Linked DNA regions of Homo sapiens: all the other regions are linked to region 2. The links are chromatin loops, found by intact Hi-C in ENCODE. Cell type or tissue: chondrocyte. All regions are shown on one strand. Region 1 holds the start of ANKRD53 (ankyrin repeat domain 53). Region 2 holds the start of FAM136A (family with sequence similarity 136 member A). Region 3 has its middle 94 kb from the start of TGFA. Region 4 holds the start of ATP6V1B1-AS1 (ATP6V1B1 antisense RNA 1). Region 5 has its middle 26 kb from the start of CD207. Region 6 has its middle 63 kb from the start of TGFA.

Evidence for each region. A loop is a pair of places that touch in the nucleus more often than their neighbours do. Peaks named below come from ENCODE experiments on the same cell type or tissue, not always from the same donor. Only the 100,000 strongest peaks of a DNase experiment are listed, where the experiment ranks them.
Region 1: a loop joins it to region 2, with 4 times the contacts of the local background. A loop is called at or near these places in 2 of 110 quality-filtered maps.
Region 3: it touches region 2 in a loop (9-fold over the local background); 47 of 110 quality-filtered maps call a loop at or near these places.
Region 4: it touches region 2 in a loop (3.0-fold over the local background); 22 of 110 quality-filtered maps call a loop at or near these places.
Region 5: a loop joins it to region 2, with 4 times the contacts of the local background. A loop is called at or near these places in 13 of 110 quality-filtered maps.
Region 6: it touches region 2 in a loop (9-fold over the local background); 54 of 110 quality-filtered maps call a loop at or near these places.

Annotation. Positions count from the first base shown.
Region 1 is chr2:70,974,783-70,979,782 of GRCh38, forward strand. It overlaps ANKRD53 (ankyrin repeat domain 53), which reads left to right and starts at 3,848. Exons shown (of 6, transcript NM_001115116.2): 1 at 3,848-4,033; 2 at 4,315-4,561; 3 at 4,879-5,000. The coding sequence starts at 3,864. LOC105374795 (a long non-coding RNA gene) reads right to left here. Exons shown (of 2, transcript XR_001739534.2): 2 at 1-1,526. RefSeq lists an enhancer at 2,478-2,747 and silencers at 3,775-3,864, 4,225-4,284. In chondrocyte, CTCF peaks have their summits at 2,762 (motif pointing left), 2,966, 4,030 and 4,233; no DNase peak of the experiment used is centred here.
Region 2 is chr2:70,301,840-70,306,839 of GRCh38, forward strand. FAM136A (family with sequence similarity 136 member A) reads right to left here and starts at 228. Exons shown (of 3, transcript NM_001329752.2): 1 at 1-228. The coding sequence starts at 172. RefSeq lists an enhancer at 1-462 and silencers at 148-417, 2,221-2,350. In chondrocyte, CTCF peaks have their summits at 304 (motif pointing left), 520, 2,236 (motif pointing right) and 2,447; a DNase peak (open chromatin) is centred at 292.
Region 3 is chr2:70,645,014-70,650,013 of GRCh38, forward strand. No RefSeq gene overlaps it. Among named protein-coding and RNA genes, the nearest start is that of TGFA, 94 kb to the left of the region's middle. In chondrocyte, CTCF peaks have their summits at 3,061 (motif pointing left) and 3,261; no DNase peak of the experiment used is centred here.
Region 4 is chr2:70,946,127-70,951,126 of GRCh38, forward strand. All of the region lies in intron 2 of ATP6V1B1 (ATPase H+ transporting V1 subunit B1), which reads left to right. ATP6V1B1-AS1 (ATP6V1B1 antisense RNA 1) reads right to left here and starts at 2,485. Exons shown (of 2, transcript NR_110274.1): 1 at 2,101-2,485. In chondrocyte, CTCF peaks have their summits at 905 (motif pointing left), 1,106, 2,544 (motif pointing left) and 2,827; a DNase peak (open chromatin) is centred at 2,528.
Region 5 is chr2:70,859,203-70,864,202 of GRCh38, forward strand. No RefSeq gene overlaps it. Among named protein-coding and RNA genes, the nearest start is that of CD207, 26 kb to the left of the region's middle. In chondrocyte, CTCF peaks have their summits at 2,806 (motif pointing right) and 3,014; no DNase peak of the experiment used is centred here.
Region 6 is chr2:70,614,819-70,619,818 of GRCh38, forward strand. No RefSeq gene overlaps it. Among named protein-coding and RNA genes, the nearest start is that of TGFA, 63 kb to the left of the region's middle. In chondrocyte, CTCF peaks have their summits at 2,972 (motif pointing left) and 3,178; no DNase peak of the experiment used is centred here.

The DNA of each region.
Region 1 (5,000 bases), 670 kb after region 2:
CCAAGTTCCCCCACCCTGCTCCCATTCATGAGCGAGCACGCTGCCTGGCCACAGTGAAAGTGTCAGCTTCCACAGCCTAGGCCCATCTTAGGGTGTGTTCCTGCTCAGACAAATGGATCTCAGCACTCCAAGCATGATTCTTTAGTTTCACGTACCTGGCCATTTCTCTGGGGTGTACCACTCCTCCTGGAAGACAGCACAGGGCCAGGTTCCAATGTCCCCTGGGTCTTCACAGTGCCCCTAGCCCACACAGCTCTTTTCTGGGACTATCCCACTGGTTCTAATTCTTTTACCCAATAGAGGCTTTAACCTCAGGAGTTTTTACTAGTCAAGCTTCAGTTGAAAGTGACAGAAGCTCAATCTAAACTAGCTTAAGCTTCAAGAGGATCCTGGGGTGGTTTAGAGAATAGATGAGGAGCATCTGGCCTTGGGCACTGGCCCTGGAGTGTACAGACAGTGCCTCTCTAGGTTCTCCCCCAACTGCTCCCTGATGGACCTGCTCCCCTCAGCCTTCCATCTCCCTTGCCTGGAGCTGTAGAACCAGTTAATCTGGAGCCACACCCTTACCATCACCTTCCAAAGAAGAAATTGAACCCTTCTCTGGGCATTTTCTGCTGTCTGCCCTTCTCATGGTCCAGCTTCTGTTGTTCCACCAGGCGTTATCTGTTTGCCCAGCTGCATGGCTGTGACCAAGGGTCTTTAGGATAACACATTCTCTCCCCCCGGGGACTCTGCTAGTTTCCTGTTTCTTCCTCCCTTACTCTATTGACCCTTCTCCCTCAAAATCACCTGCAGCCTCTTGCCTCCCTGACTGAGGCAGAAAGGCCTTAAAGTGGTTCTCAACCCTGGCTACACACGAGAATCACCTGGAGAACTTTACAAATACCAATGCCCAGGCCCCAAACCAGATGAATTAATCAGAATCTGTAGGGGTAAGACCCCTGCATTGGTGTTTGTACAGCCAGGGTTGCAAAACACTGGTATAGAGATGTAAGATACCCCAGTTCAAGATAGTGAGGATGAACTTGGAGAGGTACTGAGATGCTCTCTCCAACCCCACCACATACACAGGGTCCTGTTGTAATTATTAGAATCCTAACACCCCAGAAGCAACAATAGCCCAGGAAATCTTCAAACTGTATCCCTGAAAAGCACTGTCACTTTATCTCAACTTGAAGCCAGTTGCTAAGGCCCTACCTGGGGCAGATAGCCAGCATGATTTGCTAGTTTTGAAGGTGTTTGCCAGGTATGCTGAGTCCTGGCTACTGGGGTTGGCAGACAAGTGCGCTCTCAGAAGACAGTACCCTGGAAAGGGAGAAACGTGATTCTGGGTGGATAATCTGTATTCTTGTCCCTCTCTGCAGGTCACTGTGGTCTTAGGGGACCTTCTGTCCTTTTCTTAGGGGAAATACCTGGAACGCTGGGGTACAGAGGAGAGACCATGGTAGGGGTGGAGTGATGTAGTCAGATATGCCCAGAGTTGACCCTGGAGCCACAGGAGCCTTCTGATAAACTTGGGGTCATTCCTGTTGAGAAGGGATGAGAATGTGGATGGCTCAGTAAGACAACACTGATTCAAGCAACAGTTATTGCTTAGCTACTCTATATTCTAAAAAGTCAAAAGGCAAACTGAGGAAAATATTGACAACAAATATAACATACATAAAGGGTCACTATGCTAATAAGTTTTACAGATCAGTAAGAAACACATTAAGGCCCTCAAAGAACCATGTGAGTAAAAGAATTCCTAGAAGACAAAACCACTGATAATTAAATGTTTAACCCTTGTTGGTAATCAAAGAGCCACATTAGAACATCATTTCCACTACCAAATTAGTGAACATTTACTTAAAATCCTAATATCTGATGCTAGCAATGGTTTGAATAGTTCTTCTTTGAGTAATAGCAGATTCACAGGTAGTGCTTCTCTGCTAGCACTGTTCTCATTGTTTGCATTCCTTCATTCCTTGTAAAGTAGGTGCTATTATCCCCATTTTGCTGCTGTAGCAACTTGTAGGGACCAGCCCCACAGGGTGGGTGGGTTTTTCTCCCCGTGTGCGGAGATGAGAGATTGTAGAAATAAAGACACAAGACAAAGAGATAAAAGAAAAGACAGCTGGGCCCGGGGGACCACTACCACCAAGAGGGCAGAGATCGGTAGTGGCCCCGAATGCCTGGCTGTGCTGTTATTTATTGGATACAAGGCAAAAGGGGCAGGGTAAGGAGTGTGAGTCATCTCCAATGATTGATAAGGTCACGTGAGTCACGTGTCCACCGGACAGGGGGCCCTTCCCTGCTTGGCAGCCGAGGTGGGTGGGGGTGGGGGCGGGGACAGGGGGAGGGAGAGAGAGAGAGAGAGAGAGGACAGCTTACGCCATTATTTCTGTGTATCAGAGACTTTTAGTACTTTCACTAATTTTGCTACTGCTATCTAGAAGGCAGAGCCAGATGTACAGGATGGAACATGAAAGTGAAACAGGAGTGTGACCGCTGAAGTACAGCGTCACAGGGAGATGTTTAGGCCTCCAGATAACTGTGGGCGGGCCTGACTGATGTCAAGCCCTCCACAAAAGGTGGTGGAGTAAAGTCTTCTCTAAACTCCCCCTGGGAAAGGGAGACTCCCTTTCCCGGTCTGCTAAGTAGCGGGTGCTTTTCCTTTGCATTGATGCTACCGCTAGACCACGGTCCGCCAGACCAGGGTCCGCCAGACCACGGTCCACTTGGTAACCGGCGTCTTCCCAGACGCTGGCATTACCGCTAGATCAAGGAGCCCTCTGGTGGCCCTGTCCGGACATAACAGAAGGCTCGCACTCTTGTCTTCTGGTCACTTCTCACTATGTCCCTTTGGTTCCTATCTCTCTATGGCCTGGTTTTTCCTAGGTTATGATTATAGAGCGAGGATTATTACAATATTGGAATAAAGAGTAATTGCTACAAACTAATGATTAACGATATTCATATATAATCACGTCTATGATCTAGATCTAGATCTAGTATAACTCTTGTTGTTTTGTATATTTTATTATACTGGAACAGCTTGTGCCCTCGGTCTCTTGCCTTGGCACCTGGGTGGCTTGCCGCCCACAGAAACTAAGTCAGATAACTTGCCAAAAGCCACACTGCTGATGTGCAGCGCACCCGCTTCACTGCAGGTGGAAGTGGAAGTGAATAATAACCTTCCTGGAAGGCAGTCTGCAAGCCCATATTGACAGCTGAAAAATATTCATTCCCTTTCACCTAGTGATTCGACTCCCAGGAATCCATTCTAAGAAAACAACCAGAGTTGAGCCATTTCGTTCTTGGCAGCACATGTGAAACAATGGCACATCCATTATGACGCTGGGCTCTGGTTGCGTCATAATGTACGTTTAGTATGTGGAGTGACAATGGGCGCTAGCTCGTAATATAATGCTATTAATAAACGAAAAGAGATACAAAAAATAGTCATGATATGCATATATATTGCAATAAACCATGATTTCTGTGCGTGGTGGGATGGTAATTTTTAATTTCCACATTGAATATTTCTGTTTTCTACTTATTAGTTTGATAATCGGAAACAAAAGCCAAGTGTCTTTGTTGTTTGTGTGTTTGATGCTGAGTTTCCCGGGCAGCAGGACTGGGAGGTTGAGTGGGGGTTTTGGCTCAGACCGGGAGCAGAGCGGCGGGTGGGGAGCGGCAGGCGGGCAGGGTCCCCGGAGGCCCCCGGGCTCTGCCCCTCCAGCTAGAGAGGCAGCCGAACCCTAGCGGCCTGGAAGGGGCCGGGAAACCGCGGCCAGCTGGCAAGGAGTGGCCCCCGGGGGCGGGGCGCCGGCGGGTGTGTGAGTAGCCCGCCCGGCCCGGGTCCGAGTTCCAGCCCCGCGATGGCCTCCGCGGGCAGCACCGCTCGGCGGGCGGGCTCCGGAAGCTGGCACTCAGAAAGGGGAGAAGGGAGAGGTGCTCGGCCGCAGCCAACTCCAAGTGGCTCCATGCAGCAGGCGAACAAAGTCTCCTTGAAGGCCACCTGGACTGACGCGGAGTCCAAGCAGCCCAGGTGGGTAGCGGGAGAAGGTGTCCCGGCTGCAGGGAGCGAGAACCCGGCCCAGCGCCTCCCTGGTGGGCAGGGCCTGGAGCGGGCGGGGGCGGAGGCTGCGGCCCGAGAAGCCAGCAGAGACAGGCTGGGGCCAGGGATCGCCTCCCGAGAGGTGCCTAGGCCGTGGCCCAGAGTCGCTTCCCCACTGCCCCGCCCACCAGCCAGGCGGGGGCCAGGGATCGCCTCCCGAGAGGTGCCCGGGCCGTGGCCCAGAGTCGCTTCCCCACTGCCCCGCCCTCCAGCCAGCCCCTGCCCGACCTCGCAGACCACCTCAGTGCGCAGGCGACTGCCCTCGCCAGGCCGCGCCGCCCTGCCTCGCTCACCCCGCCCCGCGCTGACCCCAGCCCCAGCAAGGAGTCCGACCAGACGGCAATCGACCAGACGGCGATCGGGAGCTACTACCAGCTGTTCGCAGCGGCTGTGGGCAACGTGGAATGGCTGCGATTCTGTCTGAACCAGAGCCTCAGGGAAATCCCCACCGACGACAAGGTAAGGTCTTGAGTGTTGGGGCAAAGACCGAGGTCCCTCTCCCGCTACGCTGCTCGGAGTGGTCACCTGGAGAAGAGATATCCTTTTCTGGGTAGATCTTCCTAATTTAACTCATCTTCTGGCTGTGGAAGGACCATTTTGGGGGCAGGGAGGTTGGGTGGGCTGATGAACACACACTGGTTAATTAGCAAAAGGGTGTGAGCATTCCTGGGGACACAGGGAAGAAAGTGAAGGTAACCCCAATAAATTTATATAAATTGTGGACCCTGGGACCTCAGTCCCACTCAGCCTCCTCCTGCCTGCTCTGAACCTCACAGGGCTTCACTGCCATCCACTTCGCCGCCCAATGGGGCAAGCTTGCATGCCTGCAGGTCCTGGTAGAGGAGTACAAGTTTCCCGTGGACCTGCTGACCAACAATAGCCAGACACCCCTGCACCT
Region 2 (5,000 bases):
TGCAAGGCGTCGCGTGGTGGCTGAGGGAAGGGCCCGGAACCCACCCGCTGAGAAGGGGGTCCTGGTTCGGCCCCAGCCCCGCTACCTGCATCTTCCGGATGTTCTCTCTTTCCAGACTCTTCACCATGGACTCCACCGCCTCCTGCACCCGGAGCTGCTGCAGCTCAGCCATGGCGACCCCGCGCTGCCCCGCGGCGCTCCGCGCCGGCGCCCATATGGAATCGGCGTACGGGCCCGCCCCCTCACCGCCCTTCGCCGCCCTTCGCCGCCTGCCCTTCCAGGGCCCACGCCCCCCCCTGGCGGCCGAACGGAGCCACTGCATGCTGGTGTCCGCGAGCCCACCGCCCTCCTCCCGCTTGGGAACCGGTCACTGGGACACCTGCCCTGCGGCTGCTGCCTGCCTTTCCTCCTCCCTCCCATGTCCCTCCCTTTACATTCTTTAAAATTATTTAATGTAATTTACATACAGATAAATGCCCAGATCTTAGGCGTGCTGCTTGATGAGTTTTAACAAACCCTGTCCGCCGGGCGCAGTGGCTTACGCCTGTAATCCCAGCACTTTGGGAGGCCGTGGGCAGGTGGATGACCTGAGCTCAGGAATTTGAGACCAGCCTGGCCAACCTGGCGAAACCCCGTCCCTACTAAAAATACAAAAATTAGCCGGGTGTGGTGGCACATGCCTGTAGTCCCAGCTATTTGGGAGGCTGAGGCAGGAGAATTGCTTGAACCCGGGAGGGAGAGGTTGCAGTGAGCCGAAATCACGCCATTGCACTCCAGCCTGGACGACAGAGTGAGACTCTGTCTCTAAACAACAATAAAAACCCAAACTCTGTCTTGTCCCAATCTCCGTCCTTTCTACCCCATCTCCCCACCCCTGCCCTAACTGGTCTGCTTCTGTCACTGTAGATTACATTTTCTCTTTCTAGAATGTCATATGTATGTTATTATCCAATAAGTACTCCTTTTCTGTCTGGCTTTTTTAGCATATTGCTGAAAAATACTTAGCCTAATGCTTTCGAGATTGAGCTGTGTTGTTGGTTCTTTTTTGCTGCTGAGTAGTATTCTATTGAATGGACATACCACATTTGTCGTTGTTGTTTTTTGAGACAGGGTCTTACTCTGTCACCCAGGCTGGAGTGCAGTGATGTGGTCTCGGCTCATGCAGCCTCCACCTCCCTGGTTCAAGTGATTCTCATGCCTCAGCCTCCCGAGTAGCTGGGATTACAGGCATGTGCCACCACGTCTGGCTAATTTTTTTTTTTTTTTTGTAGACACGGGGTTTCACCATGTTAGCCAAGCTGGTCTCCAACTCCTGAGCTCAAGGGATCCACACACCTCGGCCTCCCAAAGTGCTGAGATTGCAGGCATGAGGCATCGGTCCCGGCCCACATTTGTTGATCCATTCCCCTGCTGATGGGTGTTTGGGTCTTTTCCACTTAGTAGCTATTATGAATAAAGTGGTGACTATGAACATCCTTGACCATTTTTTTTTTCTTTTGGAGATGGGATCTTGCTATGTTGTCCAGGCTGGTCTCAAACTCCAGGCCTCAAGCTATCCTCCTGCCTCTGCCTATCAAAGGGATTACGGGTATGCACCACCACCCAGTCCTGGACCAAGTCTTTTGTAGACACAGATTTTCTTTTCTTTTGGGTAAATATCTAGAAATGGGATTGTTGGATCACAGGGTAGATGTATGTTTATGCATTTATTTCTCATAAAAAATGAACTTCAGAGACAAAGCAGGGGCTACAGATCATCAATGAAGCAGTCATCAATGAAGCACTTACATGCCAGCAACATGAAACTGTTTCTGAATTCCTGGAGCAGTTTTTTTTTTGGAATGCCTCACTGTCCCACCCATAACAGTACTGTCGTGTGCATTCATTTATCGAATACATTAGCTAGGGGTGCGGGTCCAGAGGGGAGTGTCAGTGGAGAAGGGAAACACACTCCGTGGAGAAGGGGAAGGGGCAGTGTTGGAAGAGGTGTGCTGGAGGAGGTGGTCCAGGCTGGCAAGGAGGGAGTGAGCCATCCGGGTTCCTCAGGAAAGTTTTCTTAGAGGAGATAAGGCTTGAATTGAGGCTTTGAATTGAATTGAAATGAGTGGGTGTTTGCTTGGCATATGGGGCTGAAGAGAAAGCCATGTCAGGCATGGGGGTGCAAGGTGGGGGTGGGGGAGGAACAAAGGAATGGGGCCGTCATTAGAATTTAACGATTTTCTGCCATTGGGCGCTAGATGGCAGGAGAACTCTAGTTTAGGGCAGTGGGGAGTTTGACTCAACCCAAGCTTCTTTGAAGAAAGCTATGTTTTGATTGGGCACGGTGGCTCACGCCTGTAATCCCAGCACTTTGGGGAGCTGAGGCAGGTGGATCACCTGAGGTCAGGAGTTCAGGAGTTTGAGACCAGCCTGGCCAACATGGTGAAACCCCATCTCTACTAAAAGCACAAAAATTAGCCGGGCGTGGTGGCAGGCACTTGTAGTCTTGGCTACTTTGGGAGGCTGAGACAGGAGAATCGCTTGAATCCGGGAGGTAGAGGTTGCAGCGAGCTGAGATCACGTCACTGCACTCCAGCTTGGGCAACAAAGTGAGACTCTGTCTCAAAAAAAATAAAATAAAAAATAAAAGCAAGCAAGCAAGCAAGCAAGCAAGCAAGCAAGCAACCAAACAAGCTGTGTTCTTCCAGCGCCAGGCCCTCTCTAGTGAGTACAAGTGTGAGTATCTCCCCATAAATCACAGTTCAGGGTCTTGAGACAGCCTGTTCACTTCAAGCTCGACTACAAGTGGCTCCCAGCAGCAGCTGGAATCAGGGCGACACCAACTATTAAATAATGTGCCAGACAGTGTTTTAAGTGCCTTCCACGGGATGATCTCATTTAATTTCCATGACAAAGCACCCTATGAGGTGGGTACTTTACTCTCCTCTCTTCTCTCACTCAGGGCAGAAAACTGAGGCCTAGGGAGATGAAACCACTTGCCAGAGATTGCACATTTATAAACTGGTGGAGCTGGAATTCCAATCCTGATGGGCTAACTCCAGACTAGAAAAAGTAGGAAATCTCTATTGTGACTGACTTAATGTTTATACTTATGTCCCATATTCCACAGAAAGTTCTTTCTTTCTTCTTTATAGCACAATCTGAAACTACTCACTTCTCCCTCTTATTCCTAAAATGCCAGACAGAACCTCTCCAACAGCTCCTACTTGTAGGAGCCAAGTTAATCATGCTAAAATGAGTTTAAAAGTCCTTGAGTAATGCAGCCTTGTTAGTTTCTATACACAAATTGAATGGTACTTTTAGTATTTACGAAAAATGATTCTTGGCTGGGGCGGTGGCTCACATCTGTAATTCCAGCACATTGGGAGGCCGAGGCGGGCAGATCACTTGGGGCTGGGAGCTTGAGACCAGCCTGGCCAACGTGGTGAAACCCCCATCTCTACTAAAAATATAAAAACATTAGCTGGGCATAGCGGCACACACCTGCAATCACAGCTACTCAGAGGCTGAGGTGGGAGAATCACTTGCACTCAGGAGGTGGAGGTTGCAGTGAGCTGAGATGGTGCCACTGCACTCCAGCATGGGTGACAGAGCGAGACTCTCCCTCAAAAAAAAAAAACAAAAAAACAAAAAAACAGAAAAAAAAAAACCCAGAAAAAAAAAAAAGAAAAATGATTCCTGACTTCCAGTTAGTTGGCTGTGGAAATCCCATGGGAGTCATGGTGGAAGCAGAGTTTAATCTCATGTTAGGAAGCTCAGATACCTGTCTGTGCTATTACCCTGGTGCTTTGAGGGTGGGAAATGAGGTTTCAGGATTATCTGGCTCAAGCCTGGGCTGACTCACTGGAAACAAGTCACAGCTCTTTCAGGATCCTGGGTAGTCAGTTCTGTCATCTTGATTCCTTTCCCACCTCTCCTGCATGCCATCCTGTGAACGCAGGCCCCGCAGTGCCAGAGACAAATGGTGGCACAAGAGGGACTAGGGCTCTTTCCTATTTTCTCATGTTCAGGATGTGGGTGAGATAAATGGGGGCCAGGAGGCCCGGGATGAGGGGAGGAAGTGAATTTTGCTAGATGCTGCTACCTTTTCTAACCCTCAGGTTAGCAATGGGTGGTAGCCAGAAACCCAGCTATGGCCAACCTTGGTTAAAGACTTCCAGATGAAACTTTATCAATCAAACTGATAATTTAGAAAGCAATTCTCATGTTATCACTTGTTTTTAAATTAATGCCAACAAGAATGAGATTGAAGTGTTATCACTCTCTAGTCATGACACTCCTTGGTCGATTATGATGCCTTGCTGGGGAAAAGAAAACTCACAAGCAAAGAACACTGTCTTCTGCAGAATGAAGAATTCAGTCAACTTTTTGGAAGTCACAAGTACTTTTTAAAAATATATTCAATTGCTGGCCGGGCATGATGACTCACGCCTGTATTCCCAGCACTTTGGGAGGCCAAGGCGGGTGGATCACTTGAGGCCAGGAGTTCGAGACCAGCCTGGCCAACATGGCGAAACCCCGCCTCTACTAAGAATACAAAAATTAGCTGGGCGTGGTGGCGAATGCCTGTAATACCAGGTACTCAGGAGGCTGAGACATGAGAATCACTTGAACCCGAGAGGCAGAGATTGCAGTGAACCGAGATCACGCCACTGCACTCCAGCCTGTGCGATAGAGACCTTGTCTCAGGTTAAAAAAAAAAAAAAAATATATATATATGTACACACACACACACCCCCCCACACAATTGCTTCAGAGCTCTCTGCCAAAAAAATACATATATATTCAAAACTTTGGTTGAATAATTATTTTATATATGTATATTATTAAATATAAAATAAAGCAAATGTTTTATGATTATAAATATCCAATTATGTAAATATCTCTTGAATCTATTCACATCTCTCTAGCTTACTGTTATCACCCTAAAGCCACTATTATTATTATTATTGCCTGGCCTACTACAGTTGATCCTGTTTAAATCTTCCTATTGTGGCTAG
Region 3 (5,000 bases), 340 kb after region 2:
AATAATCACACAGCTAGCAGTGGCAGAGCTGGGACTTGAACCCAAGCAGCCTGGCTCCAGAGCCCCACTTACCTGCCTTCTCATGATATAACATGCCCAGGACAGGCCAGCACGTAGTGGTACCAAAATGCAGGCAGGTTCTTTACCCGGAAGCATATATGCAAGGTTTTGTGTCTGTGTTCATTCTCCTGGAGGGAGAGTCTAGCTCTTGACACCTTCTTGATCCCAGTGGGTTAAGAGCCTCCAACAGTAACATTCAGGAGCCCCGGGGTCTAGCACTGCCTCTATCACTAAGCAGCAGTGTGACGTTGGGCAAGCTGCTTCACCTCTGTGCTTCAGTCTCCTCATCTGTAGAATGGAGGAGGAGCAGTAAACTATGTGATCTCAACAACTTCTTCCAGCTCTAATGTTCTATAGCTCTGAATTAGTTCTATAAATGTCTGAGCCTCTACCCTGCATAAGCCAAGGTGCCTTGCTAGGTCCTGGAGTGACAAGGAGGAAGAAGAGCATCCTGCACCTCAGAGGAGCTTGCCTTCTCATCCAGGAAAACAGCCACTAGGTCTTGTCTCCCTCAAGGACAGCTGGGGGCTGAGAGAGGAGACAGCACCATGATGTTGGGATAGCGCCCTGGGGTGACAGGAGCCACGAAGCCTGTGAGCTGGGTTTTGGACTCAGTCACCCCCTGGGCATTAGGACAACTCTAGGTGCGTCTGGGGGAGGCCTCAAGAGGGAAGTGCTAGCTGTTCTGTCACTATGGCTGTGTGGAGCCCGAACAGTGAGTGGAAAGAAAGTAAGAGACATGATCCCATATGCCCCGCAAGCTGGCTCATGGGTTATGGGTGATATTTATAGACAATACAGCTAGGATAAAGCCTAGAGCAAAAGGCCAGGTCAGCAAATGCTGCTGCCTCTAGTGACAGTGATGAGAATTGTCGCACAGAGGCTGGGATTCGAGACCTATGGTATACTCTCAGGAGTGGCAGTGTTTGGGAGATGGCTAACAGATACGATGAAGGTGCCTCCCTAAATGCATTGAGGAAGTAGCCACCCAAAAGTGCAATCTGTGGCAAATAAGTTGTCATCCTGAGCCGGATCACCTCTGGGTGATCTGATAAAGTTAGTTTTCTAGCCCTACAAGGGAGAAAGCCAGAATGACAGTGACCCAACAACAGGCCAGCGCACTTCCTGCCTGTGTGTATCATGCTCCAGTGCCCAAGAATGGGAGGGAGAGCATTGCTACGGCTCACCATTAAGATTTTAACACCATGAGAGGGTTCCTGGTGTCACTGCATGTCAGTATCACCGTGAGGAAATTCTTGCAGCCTTTAGACCCCAGTGAAGGCAAAAGGAGGCTTTACTTTTTCCAGCCCTCGTTAACCTGACAAATCAACCAGCTGTCTTAGACAAATCTTGGCAAGCGTTTGTCTTGCCTTGTTTATAACAAAACATTTCCCACCCAAGCCTGTGGTCAGGTTTTGTTTTTTAATGAATGGGAATGAGGATATTGCACTGCCTTCTCAGGAACTTCACAGAGAGTCACTACTGTTTCCTGACCTCTCCTTGGGACTTCAGGAAGCGATACTGACCTTAGACCCCAATAAAAGGGGCTTGGGTCCTGTGCCTCAGAGGGCCCTGCCTGACCCTTTCTTTGGCCACGCCTTTCATGAGGGTGGAGTGAGCGGGGCCAAGGAGACACGCTCACCTGGTGCTACACTGTGCCCTGGTGATCTAGGACCCCAAATTCCCTGCCCAAACAGCTGCAGCCTACTTCTAGGGTCCACACAGGTTCTTCCCAGAGTTCATTTTCCCAGGGACTCACAGGGTGTCCAGAAAGCAGCCATTTGCCTGGGGGTATGGGTGAAGCCTGGGCATGCACTCTGGGTGTCCACATGTGTGCTCACAAGGCCACCTGTGTCACGGGATGGACACAGCATTGGGAACAGGAGGATAATGGTCCTCTCCTCACACTGCCATTTTCCTCTGGGGAGCTCCAGCAAGTCTGAACTCTACATTTGAACCTAGCTTTCTAGCTCATGACGAATTTGTAAAACTAGGAAGATAGAATATATTTAACTTAAAATGTTTAGCTTGATGTAAAACTCTTCGATGTCTAGAGTATTGAGCCTCCAATGATATGCAAACCCTGCACCGCCAAAGGTTCAGAGCAGTTGTGTTGGCCAGAAATGATCTTTGTTGTATGCTGAGATTGTACAAAGCAAAGACCCACCTCTAGAGAAGCACTCCTGTTCCTAACTCTGAAGTCAGGATATTTTGAACAGGTAAAACAATGTAAACTGAGATAATCAATTTTAAGTTTATTTTAGAATGATGCCAATGATGTGAGTGTGGCTGTGTGTGTGTGCATGCATATTTGGATGTGTGCGGTTGTGTGTCTATGTGTGTGTGTGTGCGTGCACATGTGTTTGTGTGTATGCATGCATTAATTTTAAAAATGGTAGAAACCAATGTCTAGAGGTCTGAATCAGTGGAAAATGTTATGGTGTCCCCACTGAAAAATTCAAAATTAAAATAATCTTAAATCATCAAAAATTATTCCCCTAGATTCTGATTTTTTTCCATATTGATTATTTCCCTGTTTTGCAGATGAGAAGACTGTGGCTTGGAGACGTTAAGTGACTTACCCAAGGGCACAGAGCTCATGAACCTGAATCAGGGTTCACGCCAAACAGTGTGGCTCTGGGGCCCCGGGCTCCTGTACACTATTCTGCATGATCTCTTGGCCTGGAGAACAGACCCAGGTGGACTGGGGCCATCACTCTGGATGCCCAAAAGATGAGGACTTCTTAGGAAGTTGAGCAGCGAGCACTAGATATTATTAATAGATGTCAATAGCTGCTCAGACATAGTAATCAAATGAATTCTAAGGTCTTGAATGTAAGGAGACTCACCACTTATCCTTCATCCCTTTGCTGGTGACAAGAAGAGACCAAGGTTTGTGATGGTACTGCTGGGGGCTGCCTGTCAGAAAAAGGAAGGCATCCTGCTTGGACCGGTTTCTGCAGAGGAAGGAAAGAAAGGAAACGTCGTCCCCTGGTGGGCATCGTTGGTAGCGGCAGTAGGCAGCCGACCAGCATTAGGTATGAGGAGGATGTTAAGGCAAGGAGGTTTCTCGAGTCCTGGTGAATTATCATGTTGTAACTATCCCATGGCCATTTAAAAGGAATGTGCATTCTGCTTAAAGGATATATATGCGTCTATTAAATCAAGATGCTTTTATTGTTACATTCTTCAAATCCTCTATATTCATATATAAATCCATGCATATGAAAATATATGAATATATAGTCTAAATTCATATATATAGTCTATATTCATATATGTATATATTTCTTGTGTCAATTACGAGGGGCAGAGAGACATGTTAAAATCTCCTGGCTATAATTTTTATTTGTCTATTTTCCTTCATACACTGCTATGGTTTGAATATCCCTTCCAAAACTCATGTTGAAATTTAATTGCCATTGTAACAGTACTAAGAGGTGGAATCTTTAAGAGATAATTAGGCCATGAGGACTCCACTGTCTCGAATGGATTAGTGTTGCTATCATGGGAATAGTTTCGCTATAAAAGAGTGAAGAAAGACCCCCTTTTCTCTCTCACCCTCTCTTGCCCTTCTGTCTTCTGCCATGGGATGACACAGAAAGAAGGCTTCACCAAATGCTGGTGCCTTGATCTTGGACTTCCCAGCTTCCAGATGTGAGAGAAATAAATCTGTGTTCATTATAAATGACCCAGTCTCAGGTAATCTGTTTAGCAGAAAAAACAGACTAAGATTCCCCCAGCTGTTTTTGCTTCAGATATTTAAATACATTCAAATACGGTGTTGCTATTTGCAGTGTACAGTATGTTACTCAACACAAAAAAAAGTTTTCTACTGTGATGTCTTCACTGTGGATTGGGCTTTTTGTGTAAACTAGGCCCCTAAACCTTTGACCCTGTCCTGTTCTTCCTTCCGTTACATTTGCTTAATTGTTTCTTTGCACATTCACTCCTTTATCATTTACATTTCTGCTATTTGATATGTATCTTTTGTACAGCAGACAATGGATTTCATTTTTTGACTCAATCTGAAACCCTCCCTTAAAAATTATAATAGTTTAGTCCATTCATATTTATGTTGAAAACATATATTTAGTCATACTTCTTTTTTTTTTTTTTGAGATGGAGTTTCGCTCTTGTGCAATGGCACTATCTTGGCTCACTGCAATCTCCGCCTCCCAGGTTCAAGTGATTCTCCTGCCTCAGCCTCCAAAATAGCTGGGATTACAGAAGCATACCACCACACCTGGCTAATTTTGTATTTTTAGTACAGATGGGGTTTCATCATGTTGGTAAGGCTGGTCTCAAACTCCTGACCTCAAGTGATCCTCCTGCCTTGGCCTCCCAAAGTGCTGGGATTACAGGCGTGAGTCACCACGCTCGGCCTAGTCATGCTTCTACTTGGTGTTCTGCTTTTCATTTTTAAAATGTTCCCTTGCCTTTCCCCCCTTTTTTCTGACTTTTGGTGTATAAATTAATTTTTAAGAGCTTTATGGAGGTACAGTTGACATGCAATAAATAGCACATATTTATGTATATCAATGTATATAACAATTTCTGATATATGTGTACACCCATGAAACTATCACCACAGGTAACGCACATCTCCATCACCCCCAAAGGCTTCCCCGTGCCCCTTAGTAATCCCTCCGCCCCACATGACACCCACCCCTATCATCACTGATCTATTTCCTGTCACTCTAGATTAGTCTACTTTTTCTAGGATTTTATGTAAATGGAATCATACAGTATATACTTCTCTTTGGCTTCTCTCTCTGAGCATTATTATTTTGAGATTCATCTATATTGCAGCGTGCATCAAGAATGTATTCCTTTCATTGTGGAGTGTTATTCCAATATATAGGTATATCACAGTTTATTCACCAGTTGATGGGAATTTGGGTCACTTCAAGTTTTTAGCTATTACAAATAAAACTGCT
Region 4 (5,000 bases), 640 kb after region 2:
AAAGGAAAGGTGAGTACATTAATGAGATAAATGAATGAATAAATGTTAGCATGACTAGCTATGCACCTGTCAAAACCTGAGCCAACAATATTAAATAAATCAGACCCATTCTTTGCTAACAAACAGATTCTGAGTTCATACGGACATTACCACTTGACCCCCCAGTGTAAGGGACGCCCCAGGAGGAAGTGTGGCTGAGTAGTTAAGTGCAGCACACTGGGTTTGGATTTTAATCCCAGATCCATCCCACTCTTTTCTGCTAGCTACATGCCAACCCTAGATCAACAGCATTAGCACTGCCCAGGAACGTGTTAGAAATACAAATTCTTGGGCTCCACCTCAGACTGACAGAATCAGAAGCTCTGGGGGTAGGGCCCAGAAGTCTGTCCTCACAAGCCTTCCAGGTGAACTGATGCTCAAGTTAGAGAACCATCAATCTCGGATTGTAAATCCCAGTTTCCTCATCTATTAAATAATAATAGGATTATTGTGAGGTTCACATCAGACAAATGTAGTATTATTCTCCCTTGAGAATAGCCAGCAATGTTTCTGCCTGGAATGCAGAAATGCTAATAAGCCTGATTCAACAGTTGGTGCCACCTCCTGCCCCCTCTCCACCTCCACCACACTCTCCACCAGACCTGCCATTCTCCATGGGACCCAGTGTGGCATGGAGTCGGAACCTATACAGGTGTCCATTTTCTCCACTGTAAAATGAGGCCGATCTAGGAAACCAGAACTAGGTCCCCAGACCTGTGGTTTTGCGACTATCGGATGCATCTGTAGCTTTGGCAGAGAAAAATAATTGGGTGGTGGAGGCACCTCTCCCCATCCCTCTCCGTTGCCCCTACCCCTTTCCCTCTACCAGGATTTGGCAAATGCTACAATTCTGTTTCTACAGCGCCACCTTCTGCCCACATTGAATCACACAGGCAATTACTCTTCCTGCTTCCGTCCTCAAATGTAAGAACATTTGAGGGAAGAATTTTGTGTAGATCAGAGGTTCTTAGCCCAAGGAATTAGGCCCTTGAAATTGTGTGCAGACCTTTGAAGGTATGCATGAATGTGCCTGTGCATTTTTCTGGTAGGAGTTTCTACAGTTTCGTCTGATTTTTCAGGGTTCGTGACCCAGAAAAGTCTAACTCTCTGATTTGTATAAGTTGAACAAGCATCAGAATATCAGGGGTGCAGGGGGCTTGTTAACAGGCAGATTGCTAGGCCCCACCCCAGAGCTCTGATTCAGCATGCCTGGGGTAGGAGGCCCAAGAATGTACATTTCTATCAAGTTCCTAGGTGATGCTGCTGGTATGGGGACCACACGGAGAACCTCTGTTCTAGAGAATCTTCTGACTCCTGTAGTCTGTGATTCAAATTGGTCCCTGTTTGAGAATTGGAGTAAGCACTCACCTTAACCACCAGACTCCATCCCCAATGTCTGTGGCTGCTTTCAAAAGAGTCTGCATCAGCTCTGAAGACAATTTCCAAAGAGGAGCCTCCGCACTGCCCTGGCCATTGTCAGCAGGAGGGACCTTAGAGGCAGCATTCCTGTGCACAAATCCCGACAGGCTTGCTAAGAACTTCCAGTCCTCCGTGTGTAGACAGCAGCTCCCCTGTGCCTGGCCACTTGCTGGTTGAGAGCTCAGTTGAATCTCCAGCACGGGGTTACATTGCACTGAGTCATGCCCTCTTCCTGCAGCCCTCTTAGTAACCGACATCAACCGAGTTGATGGGATCAGGCCTGCTCAGTATGCGGCTGGGAAATAGGGCCCCTTAAGATACAAGCTCCTGGACTAGCTATCCCCCACGGGAATTCTCCCAGGTACCCACTGCCATAACTGGTCATGAGATCCCACCACCAACAACAATAACGACGAACATCCAGCACACACTTAGAGCCTGGGGCTCTTCCTAAAGGTTCCAGACACTACACCCTCCATGCCTGAGTGTGAAAACCTGATGGCCCTTCCCCAGATCTGACCACAATTTCTGCCATTTAAAGTTCATTTTCTCTGATTTTGTCCTTCAGGGACACAGAACGCACCACTCTCCTCTCCACTCTCCTCTCCTGCCACCCTCCCTCTCTCACCCACATAAACTCACATGAAAATGATCACTTTTTTTTTTTCTTTTTGAGACGGAGTCTTGCTCTGTCGCCAGGCTGAAGTGCAATGGCACGATCTCTGCTCACTGCATCCTTCTTCTCCCGGGTTCAAGCGATTTTCCTGCCTCAGCCTCCCGAGTAGCTAGGACTACAGAAAATGATCACTTTTAAATCACTCCACCGCCTGATTTCTTTGGGGCACACTCTGGCCTGTGTTCTGTACAGCAACTTTTCCCCTGAGGTTGAAACAGCCCTCCGTCACCTCCAGGGAGATGACAAATAATGAGGCAGGGCCCGTTTCGTATCGAAACACAGGTTATCAGAGTGGGAGAGGAAAACGAGCCGGGACGTGTGTTCCACGCGTTTCCCAGGCCCTCGCTGTCCGTGCTCCTGGGCTCCCTCTTGTGGTTGAGAACCCAAGACGCCTGGGTGTTCGGAGCTCCTCCCACCTCGGAGCCCTCCTCCCCGGCCGGCCTAGTGCTGAAGCCCCCACTCCGCAAGGCTGAGGGGTGGTTTGGGGAACCACAGGTCACCTTCCTGGCATCCTCTTCACAGGACAAGGGAGGACTCAAGGTAGCGCTCCCTTCCGTGTGATTGTCAGGGCTGCAAACCTAGTCTCAAGTTCGACCAGCAGGGGTTCCCTGGCGGAGTGGTCCCTACTTGGTCACACCTTGCTGGGGAATTGGACCCTCCGCCCCAACCCGCAAGCCCTTAAGGTCACTAGTTTGTGGCCAGTAGGTGATATAACGATAGTAATGATGATGATAATCACCAGCACTGTGCTGTAACATGTCCTAAAAATGTATTATATTTTAATTGCAAAAATAATACATGCTCCTTGTAACTTAGTGAAAAAGAGGAAAGACACGTAAAGTTAACTATCTGCCCCTAACCGCTTTATTCTCAGCCCCGAAAGACCCTGCTGAATACGCTCAAACACAGGCAAATATGTTAGAGGTTGACCTCGGGGTCAGTCCCTTGAGAGCCAAGGGACTGACAGTGGATCCACTGACAGTGTCAGCGGATACACATTTTACGCATTCTTTTGGATACTGGCATAGCAGGCGATAGTATGGATGTACTGTAACTTACTCAATAGTCCCATTATTGACAGACATTCGTATGTTCTCAGGTTTTGCCATTACAAATAGTACAATATTGTATCCCTTTTAAACGGACGCTTTTGTGGTTATAGGATAGATTCCCAGAAGTGGAATTGCTGGTTCAAGTACTTTTTTATTTCAAATTAGATATTGACAATTTGGGGCAAGATGGCTTGCCCAGAAGGGTTGTGGTAATTCACATTTCCACCAACCAGGTATGAGAGGACCCACTTCCCCACATCCTTGCTGGCCCTGAATATGTTCTCTCTGTAGTTTTACCTATCTAATAAATGAAAACTAGTACTGTCTCGCTTTTATTTACATTTCTCTGATAACTAGGAAAGTTGAGTGTCTGTCCATATGTTTACCATTTTGATTTTGCTTCCTTCTCCGTGAAATCTTCCTACCAAGCAAGTTGTGCATACGGGAGCTCCTTGTTTATTGCTCACAGGCTATCTTTTGCAACAATAAATGAAACAAAGATTTCATCTATTGTGTCTCTGCCATACAGAAGTTTGAAATACTCATATGATCAAATATTTTTTGTTTATACCTTCTGAATTTCTTGTCTTGCTTAAAGACATTGCTCATCTGTCTTTTAATTGGATTATTCAGAAAGATAGGAAAGAAGAAAAGCTCTTCCAGTATTTTTTAAAAATTGTTTTTACTTTATATTTAAATTTTTTTTACATGCCTGGAATGTATTTGGGTTTATGATGTGGTTATCTTCTAACTAGATATCCTCTTATGTTCTATATATTATTTCCCCTCTGAGAATTAATTAATATACAACATTTGTTCTATAATAGTCCTATAAAATCTGGGATCTCCTTCTGGACTTTTTTTCTTTCCTACTGATCCATTTGTCTACCTCATATCAATTTACTGCTTGACTTCAGTAGCTTTATAACAAGTTTTAATATCTGAAAAGGCAAGTCCTCTATCTCTGATCTTTTTCATAACTACTTTGGCTATTCTCAGACATTTATGTGAACTTTAAAATAATTTTATTAAATTTTAAAATAAACAATAATCCATTAGGGTTGGATCAAATTTATATACTTTTCAAAAGGATTAATGTTTTTATGCTAGTAACTAAGAACATTAAGACAATAATGTTCTTCATTGTTTAGGACTTGTTTTATGTTATTCCATAATTTTTTTTTGTACCTTTCTTGTTATATTTATTTCTAGCTATTTTATGAGTTTTGGCCCTATTGCAGATGGGATGGTTTTCTCCGTTGCCTCTTCTAACTGGTTACTACTAAAATAGAAAAAAAAGGAGGGGGGGAATGATTTTTAAATATTTATCTTATAAACAGCCAAATTATCTTATTCATTCTAAAACCTTCTTTCTAAACCAGAACCTCTTGAGTCTTTCTAAATGTATAATATAATCTGCAAATAAAGGGAATTATGTCTCTTTTTCCGTCAGTATACTTTTACTTTACTTTTTATTTTGAAACAATTTCAATTTTATAAAAATTTGCAAAGATAAAAATAGTAGTAGGAACATCCATGTCACCAACGGTTAATATATTATCTCATTTGCTCTATCATTTGCTCTCCATGTGTGACTGTGTGTGCATAATTTTTTCCTGATTTTTTTTTTTTTTTTTTTTTTTTTTTGAGACGGAGTTTCACTCTTGTTGCCCAGGCTGGAGTGCAGTGGCAAAATCTTGGCTCACTGCAACCTCCAGCTCCCCGGTTCAAGCGATTCTTCTGCCTCAGCCTCCCGAGAAGCTGAGATTACAGGCGCCCTCTACCACGCCTGGCTAATTTTTGTATTTTTAGTA
Region 5 (5,000 bases), 560 kb after region 2:
AGCTAAGTAAGCTTCTTTTCTGTGTAAATTACTCAGTCTCAGGTCCTCTGTTATAGTAACACAAAATGGATTAAGTCAGATAGGTCCATTTGGTATAGAGTGCAGTTTAACTCTGATGTTTGTTTGTTATTTTCTGTCTGGATAATCTGTCTATTACTGAAAGTGGGTGTTGAAGTTGCCTAATATTATATTGCAGTCTATATTTCCCTTTAAATCAATTAATATTTTCTTTATACATTTGGGTGCTCTGATATTGGAATGCATAGTTACAATTATTATACCCTCTTGCTAAATTGACTCCTTTATAACCTCTTGCTGAATTGACTCCTTTATCATTATATAATGACCTTCTTTGTTTTTCTTTACACTTTTTGACTTAAAGCCTATTTTATCTGATATGAGTATAGTTACTCTTGCCCCTTTTTTTGCTTCCATTTGTATAAAATATCTTTTTCTAACTCTTCATTTCCAGTCTGTATGTTCCCTTATAGGTGAAGTGAGTTTCTTGTAGGCAGCACATAGTTGGGTCTTATTTTTTTAAAGCATGCAGCCATTTATGTCTTTTAATTGGGGATTTAGTCCATTTATATTCAATGTTATTTTGATAGGTAAGGACTTACTACTGGCATTTTTGTTACTTGCTTTCTGGTTATTTTGTAAGTCTTCTTTTTCTTTCTTCCTTTCTTGCTCTCTTCCTTCGTGGTTAAGTGATATGTCTGGTAGTATGTTTTTAATTCCTTGCTTTTTATTTTTAGTGTATCTATTACAGGTTTTTGCTTTGTGGTTACTGGGTAATTTATAAAGGAAAGAGGTTTAATTGACTTACAGTTCTACATGGCTGGGGAAGCCTCAGGAAACTTACAATCTTGGTGGAAGGCAAAGGAGAAGCAAGTGCCTTCTTCACAAGGTGGCAGGAAAGAGAGAGAGTGAAGAGTGACAGGTGCACTAAAATCTCAGCCTTCACCACTATACAATTCATCCTTGTAACCAAAAACCAGTTGTACTCCCAAAGCTATTGAAATTTAAAAATACTTTTTAAGAAAAGAGACTGGCATTTCTCCTGCTCCCTCTCTTGCCACATGACATGCCTGCTCCCCCTCCACCTTCCACCATGAGTAAAAGCTTCCTGAGGCTTCATCAGAAGCTGAGCAGATGCTCGTATAACCTGCAGAACTATATGCCTCTTTTCTTTATAAATTACCCAGTCTCAGGTATTCCTTTATAGCAATGAAAAATGGACCACTACAAGAAGGAAGCTGTCCACTCTAGAAAAGACCCATGGCTCATCTCAGCCAGCCCTGCCTATGAGCAAGGCACAGCACATCCTCCCAGGAGCAGAAAAGGCAGATGCCACAGGGGGAGTGTGGCATCTCCACTGGGCGGGATGTTACTGGGGTCTTCCAGCCCCACTGACTTCTCGCCCAGTGCTTCTTCCAGTGGAGCAGCATGGAGCAGGGATAAAGCTCACTGTCCAGGTGGCACCGCTTTGTGGAGCACTATGGCAGGACACAGTCACCTCTGGAGACTGGGACAGAGACAAGGAGAGAAGATACCTGATCTCAGCTCACCTTGATCCTCCATGCCGCTCTCCTCCTTACTTGCAAATCCTCCTCCTAAACCAGTCCCAGAGGCCAAGCCAGGAGATCACACCTATAAGGGTTCTGGCTTTGTGGTCATTGCCAGGTCTTTATGTCCATTACCTTTGAAGAAAATCTAAATCAGTTTCTAAAATTGAAATCAAACCACGTCTCTTCCCTGCTTAAGAGGTTTCCATAGCTTTCCTTCCTCCATGGGGAAAAGTAGACTGAAGAACCCCAAGAAAGCCTGGTAGCTGAGGCCATCAGTGGCTCCTGAACTCAGTCCGGTATTAGTGCAGTCACAGGCGATCAGCATGTTAATCAAACCCATCTATAAATGTTTATGTTCCTGACGCTCCATTTTAAAAGGCAGATAACATAGAATATATTTTAGAAGATGTGGAGCAGATGTTAGTAGCAGATGCTAGAGAAGCAGGAAAGTGCAGGGGTGAAGACCTGGGCTCTGAAACCAGACTGACTGAGTTGGAGTCTTCGTTTCCCAGTACTGCGTGGCGTTGGGCAAGTGTCCAGACCCTTTGCCTCGTTCCCTTATATATAAAATAGGGGATGAGATATCATCTAACTTATGGGATTGTTTTGAGGGTCAACAAGTTAATACCTGTTTTAGAATGCTTGTGAGAATGCCCGGCACTGGATAAGCGAATGTTGGGTATTATTAAATAACATAGCCGGGCATGGTGGCGCATGCCTGTAGTCCCAGCTACTCAGGAGGCTGAAGAGAGAGGATCGCTTGAACCCAGGAGTTCGAGTCCAGTCTGGGCAACCTAGTGAGACCCTACCTCAAACATATTTTTAAATAAATAATAATAAAAAAAATGTTTTCAACAACGGAGGCACACAGACTTGACTTCCCACACTGCATTTTGCTTGCCCCCGGCCCTAAACATACCCCTAAGCTGCGATCCACTGCCTCTTCCCTCACGAGCATAGACCCCTCCCCACCACTCCTTTGGTCATATTTTGGGAAAGAGTCCTTAAATTAAGTTCCCTTTAGCGCTGCTCTTATAGGACATGGACATCCACAAGCTTGATCTTTCTCCCTGCCTAATTCACACCCAGGCTCAGATATGGATCTGTCCTTCCCTTTAAACATCTGGTCATTAAGAAAAGTTCATGTCGAGAACGCCAGAGTCCACAAGAGTGCGGGATTCCTGAGATCCCTGCCGAAGCGGCTCCCTGGCATTACAATTCCGCCGGCGCTCTCTCCCTCAGTGACCTGTAGATGGCGCCATTGCCTCTGCCTGGGCACAGAAGGGCTCCTGCCGCTTGGAGTTCTGTTTTCACTATGCGTGTGAATCTGGTCCTCCTTAGGTATTTGTTGGACTGAATGATAGTTATAATGGAATCCTGGCCTTCCAGGAATCCCCGACCCCCTCAATGAATGTAGTAGTAATATTAGTCATCTCATTCCTACATTTCACTCCCTAGGCCAGGACCCCTGAGATTTCAGTAAAGGTATAAATTTGCTGAATTCTTTGAACCAAGCGCCAGGTGCTGGCTTCATGGAAGGCAGAAAATTGCTTGCCTTGTCCCCAATGAGCACACATGAGTAATCAGTCTTCGTCTTCCGGATGTAGCCAGGGTAGCAATGGCCTCGATCCCACCAGCTGGTGACTATTAAATATGCCAAGCCCTGACAGGTTCAGTCCTGAGAGTCCGGAACCTCTAGGAATGCCGGGGGTTCTTGTTACAAAGAGAGCCGAGAAACAGGAGTCAGGTGGCAGTGACACTCCATGCTTCCCCTACTCCACCAAAGCTGTTCTTGCCACAGTCACGGTGAACTGACCCTCCTGTTTACAAATTCAACTGGCATTTTCCTATCTGTTGATTTTTTTTTACCTCTTGGTGACATTCTTTCCCACTCACACTCCCTCACAAGGCCCCATTTCTTGGATACTTGTGGCCTCACGCACTCCTGGTCTTCTCCTGTTTGGAACCTCCAGGAGTTCCTTCTCTCTCACCTCTCCCCTAGATGCTGGACTTGCTGATAGGTCCGTTCTTATTCCTCTTCCCTGCTCTCCACACAGATTCTCCCTGGACAATCTCCTTCCTCCCCACCTCACTCCCCAATTCTCTTTCAGTCTAAACCAGTCCCCCAGACTTATGAATCCAGCTACCACTGGCCCTCTTTGCTTGCTTGCCACATGAACTCTTCAAAAACAATAAATCCATACCTGAACCCGGCCCCAGCACCTGACCACCACATCCCTATCCCCACCCCAGCCAACAAGTCTGACCCTGGTTCTGTGCTCCAGTCTCCCGAGCCAGACAGTCAAGTATCACCCTTGACTCCTGTGTTAGTTTTCTACGGTTGCTGTAACAAATTATCACAAACCAGGCGGCTTAAAACAACAGAGAGTGACCCTCTCATCGTTCGGAAGGCCAGAAGTCTGAAAAACTGTCAGCTGCATTGTGCTCCCTCCAAAATCTCCAGGGGAGAATCCTTCCTCACCTCTTCCAGCTTCAGGCATTCCCTGGCTCCTCCGTGTCTGATTCCAGCCTCTGCCCCCATCTTCACATGGCCATCTCTTCTGTCTCTATGCATCCTCTTCTAAGAAAGCTCTCCTTGGATTTAGAGCCCATCCTAAGCCAGTATGATCTCATCTTTATCTTTACCTCAATCATATCAGCTAAGATCCTATTTCCAAATAAGGTCTCATTCTGAGGTTCTGGGTGGACATGAATTTGGAGGGGATGCCATTCAACCCACTGTAATTCCTCCACTTCCCCGCCACAATCTAATTTAATGCATGCTACCTGGGTTTTTTGTTTGTTTGTTTGTTTGGGTTTTTTGTCTGTTTGTTTGCTTTTTGTTTTTTCAAGACAGAGTTTTTGCTCTTGTCGCCCAAGCTGAAGTGCAATGGCACGATCTCGGCTCACTGCAACCTCCACCTCCTTGGTTCAAGCAATTCTCTTGCCTCAGCTTCCTGAGTAACTGGGATTACAGGCACCTGCCACCACTCCTGGCTAATTTTTTGTATTTTTAGTAGAAACGGGGTTTCACCATATTGGTCACGCTGGTCTTGAATTCCTGACCTCAGGTGATCCACCCACCTTGGCCTCCCAAAGTGCTGGGATTATAGCCATGAGCCACCGCACCCAGCTGCTACCTGCGTTTTTGTTTTTCTATTCTTTCTTTCTTTTTTTTTTTTTGAGACAGAGTCTCCCTCTGTTGCCCAGGCTGGAGTGCAATGGCGGCATCTCAGCTCACTGCAACCTCCGCCTGCTGGGTCCAAGCGATTCTTGTGCATCAGCCTCCTGCGTAACTGGGATTACAGGCACCCACCACCACACCTGGCTAGTTTTTGTATTTTTAGTAGAGATGCAGTTTCACCATGTTGACCAGGCTGGTCTCAAACTCCTGACCTCAGGTGATCTGCCCATCTTGGCCTCCCAAAGTGC
Region 6 (5,000 bases), 310 kb after region 2:
AATGATGTTCCAGTCATGGGGAATTGCCATAAGTCCCTGGGCCTACCACTGACTGTTTCTCACTCACCTCTCTGGATTCCCACCCTGTTTGTTTGGGGCCTTTAGAGACGTTCCTTAGTGTCTTGAAAGCATGTGTTTGAAAACATTTTTTAGTCAGGCATGTAGTCGTGGTCTGTATTGTGCATTGTGGTATAAAGTAGGTTTGACTGTAAATCCATACCTCCCACCCAGATGGCTACATATGTCCTAGGAACTGTCCCCAAAGTCGTCATTGTCTTCATCAGTTGCCATCTTAAGGTTGGCACCCTCGGGATTGTAACATTGTGACTTAACCAAATTCTAGGAGCTTTTTTCCTTTCCTACTTCTCTTTCCCCTCCTTCCTTCTTCCTTTTGGCTGAACACACATTAGCAGAATAGAATATTCCACCCCTCTGTATAGCACTCCCAGAACCCCCCACTCCAGGAGTAGTTAGGGGACCACCATGTAACAGCACAATATTGCCAAAACTTGCTCTTCCTTTGTGTAAGAGGAAGGTGTCTGGCCATTAAGCTGGTGGCCAAAGACCTTAACTGTCTTGGTCTGTAGAGGCTGCTGTAACAGAGTGCCACCGTCTGGATGGCCTATCAGCAACAGAAATTGGTTCTCACACTCCTGGAAGCTGGAAGTCCCAGATCAAGATGCTGGCAGATTTGGTGTCTGGTGAGGACCTGCTTCCTGGCCCAAAGACGGATGTCTTCTAGCTTTGTCCTCACATGGCAGGAGGAGGCAGAGAGCCCTCTGGAGTCTCTTATAAAGGTACTAATACTGTCAGCCTCCATCCTCAGGACTGAATCACCTCACAAAGACCCCACCTCCCAATATCATTACACTGGGGGTTAGGTTGTCAATATATGAATTTAGGGGAACATAAACATTCAGTTTATTGCACCCACAAATGAGTCCCACTCAATAATTCATACTGTAAACTCCAGTCCAGCCTTTGCTTAGATAGACACAGTGTGTGCCAATGACCTCACATCTCTAGCAAGGCTAGGAGATCCAGAGGCTGGAAGCACCCCAGGAGCCTCTTGCCTAACTGTGTGTTCTGCTGATGGTTCAGGAAATCCATATACAGTACTACCAAAGGTTCCAGAGATCCATAAAGCACTATTTTTACAACGTGAACTTCTTCAACTAAACCCTCTAGTCCTGTATAGCCCAAGTCCGGTGACTCAGTTTGTAAAGGGTTAATTACTTGTGGAGTTCTTCTCTGCCTTGGAAAGTAAAGAAAGCAAGGAAAGCAGGTGACAGGAAGCTAACAGCAGCCCCTCTAGCTGTCTTTGCAGGAGAACCTCCTATTGCAGTTAGGTAGCCCTTGCAGGGTATCTGGCTGGAGGTCAGGTTTCCCTTGGAACACCCCCTTGCTCAGCTCACTAAGGGCAGCAGGGTTCCTCCTGGAGAGCTTTTCTGGAGGAGCCACCAGGTGTGAGCCACTTATGGCTAGCCACATCCGGAGTTCAGACAATTCATCTGGTGTGAAACCTCTTCTGGGAATATTCTCCTAACTCAGCAGAGTGGAGTGAGTAACCTGCTCCCAGGTGCCTGTCACAGCTTGACAGGTCAGCCTGACCTCACATCTAGAAGGCAGGTAGTAAAGCTCAGGGAGTGTTGCAACCTTGGTTTATAACCACAGCACGTGTCCAAGGTAGACAGAATGGAAGCGCTGAGCCTGATACTCCACAGGGCTCACTCCTGAGAGCCAGGCCAGCCTCTGGGGATGACAGGGGGTCCCACCCGCTTCGCTGTGATACCGGCCCAGCCTGCCTGGGAGCCACTGCTCCCCAAGCAGGGCAGAGCATAAACAGTGCACCTTGGACACACCAGCATGGAATGCATGGGGGCACTCCTCGCTTCTGGGTGCCCTGTGCGTTTTGTTCTCCTGCATCTTCAAGGAAGAGAGGAACACTCTGGAAATAGAAGACTCAGGGAAGAAGCCCTTTACTCCTCATAGGGCGTGAGTGTTTTTAGCCCACCAAGTCCTGTGGCCCAGAACCTGGGTCCCACCATGACAGAAAGATAAAGTGTATCTTTTCAGAGAGGACCTCAGATGACTGTGGCATGGTGCTTGGCATTTCCTGAGAAATGTTGCATCCAGCCAGCCTAAGTCTGTGCATCAAAGGTTGTGAGCCACCATCTTGAAGATCACAGTTGCTAAAACAGAAATTAAGTGACAGGGAGGTGACAGGTTATAATGTATCAATAAGGACAAACAGGGTAGAAGGAATCAACCTCAGCCTGGAAAAATTCAGACCCTGCAGTTGTTGGCAAAGAAAAAGGCGTCCATGGTCTGGCTGAAAGGCTGACTTGCTGGAACACTCCAGGGAACTGGGCGCAGAGAGTGTCAGAACTGTTCACAACATTCTAAACCCAGTCCCAGTTTGGGCCTAACCTTAAGCAAGGACTGGCTTAGGGAATCTGTTTTCCACATCTTGGAAAAGGGTTTGATGATACCTACTACTTGGATGTGCACTGAAGGATTTAATTAATGTTTGCAAAGCACTTTGAGATGCAGTTGTAGGGCCCACAGCCAAAAACATAGCCAGCTTGTTTAGATTGGCAGTAAAAAAGTTAAGCACTCTTTACTAATTAACACCCTATTAGTATAACAGCAATATCCATGTTGAGTTACTCAAGACCGTGTTTATTTTCACCACTCTGTGTAGTTTGGTTTCTAAGCTAAGGAAGTCTGAACTTACCTGGTGGTGTGAGGTAATCAATTACTGAAACCTCCCTTCAAGCCAAACTCTACCGACAAAGAAATATGCTAAGATGGGTGCATGCCAGGAAATGCCAGTCAAACAGGTGCCTGTTGGGGAAAGACCATAACCAGAAACCCTGGCAAATATTTCCCAAACCAAAGCTCCCTGGACTCCAGAATGCAGTTCCTGGGAGGAGCCTGGCTGGGCATGAGGAGGGTGCCACCTGCTGGCACCAGGGTGTATTTTCTGTGATTTGCAAGCCCACGTGCAAGTGTCTGCAGGAACAGAATTTAAGACAATTGGCCAGGTGCGGTGGCTCACGCCTGTAACCCCAGAACTCTAGGAGGCTGAGGTGGGCGGATCACCTGAGGTCAGGAGTTCGAGACCAGCATGGCCAACATGGTGAAACCCTGTCTCTACTAATCAGTTGGGCGTGGTGGCGCATGCCTGTAATCCCAGCTACTTGGGAGGCTGAGGCAGGAGAATCACTTGAACCTGGGAGGCAGAGGTTGTGGTGAGCCGAGATCGTGCCACTGCACTCCAGCCTGGGAGACAGAGCAAGACTCCACCTCAAAAAAATTATTAGACCCACCTCCATTTCTATAAATGGCAATAAAGTCCAACATAACCATTATGGGAAAGTAAAATACACAAATATAGGCCTGTGCGATGTAGTATACCTGGAAAGTTTAGAAAGGAGCAGAGGTTGCTTTTTGCAGCTAATAATCTTGCAATAACAATGGCAGATTTATAAATTGTACTTCAGTCGGGACCTACGTTTTATCTAATTCTATTTAACATATAAATATCTCTTAATTAAGCTGTGTTCACCAATTGAAAATGTCTACACTGGATTTGGCACAGCAATAAATTATGCTTGCATTAATTTTCATCAATGTCGAATTTGTTGGCTTCAAAACATTTTTTGGTGTGCTACCAGCCCTAAAGAGGTTATGAAGTTGAGAGTAGAACTGTCAACACAGGCATAATCCACTAAGTAAGTAGCTAATGATTGCTAGACAATAGATGAATAGCCAAACATTGAGAGTAGCCAACCTGTACACAAATAAATTAATCTCTGAATCAATTCATTCAGAAGGTGAGGAAGTGAGCCGTGCAGATATCGGAGGGCAAACTGCACAAGTCAGAGGGCACAGCAATGGAAAGGTGCTAAGGAGGGAGTGTTCCTGGCATCCTAAGGAGGAGCAGGGAGCCAGTCCTAGAGTAGAGTGAGTGGGGCCCTTTCAACCTGGACATGTGGAGCAGTCTTGAGTCCAACCAGAAGCTGGGAGTCCGGTCTGGCCCAGCCTACCCCACCCCAAATCACAGCCAATCTATAGACCTAGGAGCATGGAAATAAATTATCAGGGTTGTAAGTCACTGAAATTGTAAGACCATTTGTTATGCAGCATTATTATAGCAATAGCTGACAAACACATTAATCTAATAATCACCCTATTGTACTAGCAGATGAGATCATACAGGTAATGGGGGTGAAGGGCAGATTTATAAGGTCTTGTAGCCAGTAATGGAGGAAGAACACCAGGAGAGTGGTGTTCAGAGATCAAATGAAGAAAGAATGTTAAAGAAGACAGCAGGACCCAAAGTATCAAATGCTACAGATAAGAGAGTGACCATATACTTTACTATACAAAGTATGGCACTTTTAAAGTCGAAAAAGGGCACCCAACTTTGGCAGGACAACAATAAGCTAGGGATGTTCTGGGCGAACTGAGATGTGTGGTCAAGTAAAGTGAGAATTGAGGTTTGAACACAGATTTAGCAACTAAGAAGTCACTGATAATCTCCCCAAGAGCAGTTTTGGTGAACTAGAGGGTTGAGTTTAGTCCAGTTGGATTGAGTTCAAGAAAAAGTGGTAAGAGTGTGAGTACAGGCAACTTTTCTGAGAAACGTTGCTGTAAATGAGAAAAGTAAATGGGGAAATAGCTAAAGGGAGATGTGAAAACAATATTTGGCATTTTTTTAATAGGAGAAGGATATAAATGTTTATTTGCTGATGGGAATGATGCAGCTAACAGGAGAAAGTTTGTGATAAGAGGGAGAGGGAGAAATGCTATGTGAGGCCCTTGAGTATAGGAGAGAGGCTGGGATCTGATGGACAAATGAGGGTGTCGTCCTCTGCTAGGATCAGGATCCACTCATCCAAGGAATAAGATGGAAGGCAAGGAGTAGACACAGAGTGAGAGATGATGGAATGTTTCTTTTAATTTTGTCAGTGAAACTGAAAGCAAATTCGTCA